Regions from separate parts of the Homo sapiens genome. Here region 2 is linked to region 1. Evidence: read pairs that join two places in POLR2A ChIA-PET (ENCODE). Cell type or tissue: GM12878. All regions are shown on one strand.

Region 1 (2,500 bases):
AATCTAACCCAGGGCTGGCCATGGTGGCTCACGTCTATAATCCCAGCACTTTAAGAAGCCAAGGCGGGAGGATCACTTGAGCCCAGGAGTTCAAGACCAGCCTGGACAACACAGTGAGACCTTGTCTCTTAAAAAAAAAAATTTAAAAATTAGCCAGGCGTAGTGGTGTGCGCCTATAGTCCCAGCTACTAGGGTGTGGTGGGAGAATTGCTAGAACCCGGCAAGTCGACGCTGCAGTGAGCTGTGATTGCACCACTGCACTCCAGCCTGGGCAACAGAGCAAGACTCTGTCTCAAACAAAACAAAACAAAAAAACGACTAACCCAAACAAAGCGCTGACAGATGACACTGGCTTAATGCAGATTCCAGTCCAGGGGATATGCCCATATTAGAGGCCCACAGCTTTCTGAGGGGCAACAAACCATGGGCACCCAGAGAATTCCAAGCTCACCCTCTTCAGAAGACCCACTGGCTTGATGGCCAAGTGCATGTCCTGACGTTCTTATAACAATAGCCACCATTGATTGTAAGTGCTTATTGCGCACCAGGTACTGGGCCAAGCATTTTACATTAATTTCCTCCTATAATCCCCACAGTGATGCCATGACAAAGATACAATCATGATCCCACAGTCAAGTAACCTGCTCGGCTCACATAGCCCATGAGCCCATTCTTCCTCGTAGGCCTCTTCTCAGAAAGGTGGGGAAGGACGAGTATCAGACCTTGACAGGAGTTGGCTGGGAAGGTCTGGTCTCCAATTTCCCACGATTGTCAAAGCCAGCTGTGCCTCTCCCAGAGGTGAAGAGCCAGCCATCTAGTCGTGGCCATCTTGGCTGCACTAATGTGGCCGTGGCTGGGGCCTTCCCCGAGTCATTGGGAACTCTTGATGCCTTCTTTATTTTCCTCCCAGAGATGTTGTTTTAAGGTTTTTGCTTTGCTGAAGCATGTGTTATGGGGACAGCGAGGGGATTCCCCTAAACCGTGATGCTGTTCTGTTCAAAAACATTTGCCTGGAGGTCCACAGCTGTGTGACTCACGCTGTTGGGTGGCAGGAAAACTCACAGCTGCAGTGGGGAGGGGCCTGGCCCAAACGAAATGGGATACTTACAGGGTGGCCAGGTTTAGTAAATAAAAATGCAGGATGCCCAGTTACATTTGAATTTCAGATAAACAGCAACATTTAGGACACCTTCATGCTAAACAACTTATTTGTTATTTATCTAAAATTCAATTGTAACTGGCCATCCTGCATTTTATCTGATAACCCTAGATACTCAGCACCCAGGATAAATCTCCCGCCTTCCCCCTGGCTTCAGCAGGGTGTTGCCGAGAGAAGACAACAAAACCTGGGAGAAGTCCACTGACCTGGGATGAAGACAAATCTGAGGGTCTCAGTGGTCTGAGGAGGGTAGATACACTCTGCTTCCAGGGTTCCCCTTGAGCAACTGCAAAATCTCAACCTCAGCCCAGGGCAGAATTCCACATTCAAATTCCACAAAATGCAAGGATGCACCTGAAGGTCACCGCTTCATTCTCGGGGCCTCAGTTTTCTTATCTCTGTAATGGGAAGGACTTTTGGATTCTACGATGTCAAGTGACCCTCTTAGCCCTTAGCTTTTCTTGCATAGTGGAAAATCTGCTGGAAGCAAGTGAAGGTATGAGTGAGCTAGCCAAGGAGCAAGTGTAGAGAGGAGGAGGAGGCCATCTTGGCTTGGAAATGGGCCGCCCCTCTTGCCCTACAGCACTGCACGGAGACTGGGCCATTGTACCTGGATGTTGGGTGGTTTGGAGGGCTCCCCTGGGTCAGGCACACCAGTGCATGCCTGGACTTCCTTAGAAGGGACCCTGGGCATGGACCACAGCTAGGTCCATGACTGAGGTGCCCCAGCCATGAGCAGTGGCAAACGCCCATGGCAACACCTGAGCCACAGCAGGGAGGGGACGATCATTAGCTTCAAAAGCAGGGAAGTAAACTGTTAAGAGTGAAATTACTAAATGACTACAAAATGTTAACTAGACATTTGCAACTTAACTCCTATGGTTTATGTAAATTATATGTGATGCATGTGGGTGCATTTGAATATATTTGACACGTGGAAGCATGTGGCCTCAAGAATAAGGATGCCTGGGCCTCTAGCGCACTTGGAAGACAGGCTGGGGATATGGAGACAGTGAATTTCCTGCAGGCCAGAAACCACATCCGGGGGTCTAGGAGCAGCAGGGTGGTGGTGAGGGAGTGAGCTAGAACCTCTAGGGTTAGAGATGGGGTCCGGTCTGGGAGGCAGGAAGACCCCTCTGATAGGAGTGTCAGACAGACGAAAGCAGGTCCCAAAAGGTCCCTGCAGAGGTGACTGGTGAGACCAGACAGAGCCTCAGAGCCAGGCTGCAGCTCTGCACGGGGACCTGAGGACCCACCAGGAGCTGAGACCCGGGCTCTCCAGGCTCGTGGGATGGTGGGATTGCTTCTGCCTGCTGGGAAGGCCAGGGTGCAAACCTGCAG
Region 2 (2,500 bases), 210 kb before region 1:
TCGGCTTCAAGTTCTTAACTTGGCCTCTCTTTCTAACAACGAAGGGCCTGGAAGACTCAGGTAATTTCGATTTTGGCCAGACGCAGAGGCTCATGCCTGTAATCCCAACACTTTTGGAGGATGAAGTGGGCAGACTGCTTGAGCCCAGGAGTTCATGACCAGCCTGGGCAACATGGCAAGACCTGTCTCTACAAAAAATACAAAAATTAGCCAGGGCTGGGCACGGTGGCTCACACCTATAATCTCAGAACTTTGGGAGGCTGAGGTGGGCTTGAGGTCAAGAGATCACTTGAGGTCAAGAGTTCAAGACCAGCCTGGCCAACATGGCGAAACCCCCTTCTCTACTAAAAATACAAAAATTAGCTGGGCATGGTGGCATGTGCCTGTAATCCCAGCTACTCAGGAGGCTGAGGCAGGAGACTCGTTTAATCCTGGGAGGTAGAGGCTGCAGTGAGCTGAGATCGTGCCACTGCACTCCAGCCTGGGCAACAGAGGGAGACCCCATCTCAAAAAAAAAAAAAAAAAGGTGATTTTTTTTTTCTCCTGTGCCCGAGCTCTAGACACACACACACACACACACACACACACACACACACACACACACACACACACTGACCAAAGCTTTTTTATTTTTCCCCCATAGGTTTGTGCCACCAAGCCCAGATAATTTTTTTGTGTGTTTTTAGTAGAGACGGAGATTCACCATGTTGGCCAGGCTGGTCTCGAACTCCTGACCTCAAATGATCCACCTGTCTCAGCCTCCCAAAGTGCTGGGATTACAGGTGTGAGCCACCACACCCAACCAGATCAAAGCTTTTCAATTTCAGTTTCAAAAACTGAAGCAAGGAGAGAAAACAAAAATGATAGCTACTATCATCGTAACTATCCTTCTTATAATAGCTAATATTATTGTGTACCTCCTAACCAATTATTATGTATTATCTCATTTAATCCTCATAACAGCCCCATGGAGCAGATACTCTGTCCCTATTTTAGAGATGGGGAGACTGATGCATTGAGAGGTTAATTAAATCCCATAAGATCACATAGCTAGAAAGCAGAGCTGGGATTTTAACCTAGGCAGTCAGATTTCAGAGCCTGCATTTTTTTTTTTTTTTTTTTTTGGAGACAATCTCTTGCTCTGTTGCCCAGGCTGGAGTGGAGTGACGCAATCTCAGTTCACTGCAACCTCCGTCTCCCAGGTTCAAGAGATTCTTGGGCATCAGCCTCCTGAGTAGCTGGGACTACAGGCACACACCACCAAGCCCAGCTAATTTGTATTTTTAGTAGAGATGGGGGGTTTCACCACGTTGGCCAGGCTGGTCTCGGACTCCTGGCCTCAAGCGATCCACCTGCCTCAGCCTTCCAAAATTCTGGGATTACAGGCCACCACACCTGCCAAAGCCTGCAATGGTAGAGATTGCCTCTTATCTTCTAGGCATTAATACAATGACCATTTGATGTGCTAAGTAAATGGGGCTCATGTGAATAACTGAGAGAACTTAAAAGATGCTTAGTTCCACCAAGTTACTACATGACCCAGCAATTCCACTCCTATTTATCAGCAGAAGAATAGAAAATATATATCCAAACAAAAACCTCTGCATAAATGTTCATAAAAGCATTACGTACAATAGCCCAAAAGTGAAAACAATTCAAATATCCATCAACTGATGAATGAACAAAATGTGGTGTATGTATACTATGGAATATTATTCAGCCATAAAATGGAATGAAGTACTGATACATACTACAGCGTGGACAAGCCTGAAATCACTGTGCTTAATAAAAGAAGCCACTCACAAAAGGCCTCAGATCATATTACTCCATATATATAAAATGTCCAAAAGTGGTAAATCCACAGAAACAGAAAGTAGGTTAGTAGTTACCAGGGTCTGGAGTGGGGTGGATGGGGAGTGACTGTAAACAGGTATGTAGTTTCTTTTCAGGATGATGAAAATGTTCTGAAATTAGTGGTGATGGTTGCACAAAACCATCTATACTATAAATGAATATACTAAATACCACTGAATTGTACACTTTAAAAGAGTGAATTTTATGGTATGTGAATTATATCTCAATAAAGCTGTTATTTTTAAAAAGAATGTTTCATTCATTTGCAACTTCTTTTATTTAATAAAATTTCTATTTGTTGTCACTAAGATTGTTGGATCATGATCAGACAAATGGAAAGAACCCTGTCATCGCTTTTATTTTTCACCTTTCAATTTGCAAAGAAGAGTAAACTAGTTTCATTTCCAAGTTTGCATGCATCCAGTAGAGTCATTTGTGTCATTTCCCCACCCAGGAGAAAGTTTTTCTTCTCTAAGACCGAAAGAGTACAGATGCAAAAGTTCTATTCTTGAGAAAATGCCCTAACATTTTCTTTAAACCAAAGTACCTTTCTATCTAAAAGAACCTTAGTTTTCTCCTATGACCAGAGGCTTGTGGGCTTCACTGCTAAAAGCACACAGCTGAACAGTATTTCTCTTTACCAAGT

What was found. Peaks named below come from ENCODE experiments on the same cell type or tissue, not always from the same donor. Only the 100,000 strongest peaks of a DNase experiment are listed, where the experiment ranks them.
Region 2: POLR2A ChIA-PET joins it to region 1 with 6 read pairs; 6 of 35 experiments call an interaction of 5 or more read pairs at or near these places.

Annotation. Positions count from the first base shown.
Region 1 is chr6:37,047,414-37,049,913 of GRCh38, reverse strand. No RefSeq gene overlaps it. Among named protein-coding and RNA genes, the nearest start is that of FGD2, 43 kb to the right of the region's middle. In GM12878, no CTCF peak of the experiment used is centred here; a DNase peak (open chromatin) is centred at 953; H3K27ac peaks cover 827 bases.
Region 2 is chr6:37,260,057-37,262,556 of GRCh38, reverse strand. All of the region lies in intron 1 of TBC1D22B (TBC1 domain family member 22B), which reads right to left. Among named protein-coding and RNA genes, the nearest start is that of TMEM217B, 3.2 kb to the right of the region's middle. In GM12878, no CTCF peak of the experiment used is centred here; no DNase peak of the experiment used is centred here; H3K4me3 peaks cover 1,042 bases; H3K27ac peaks cover 1,134 bases.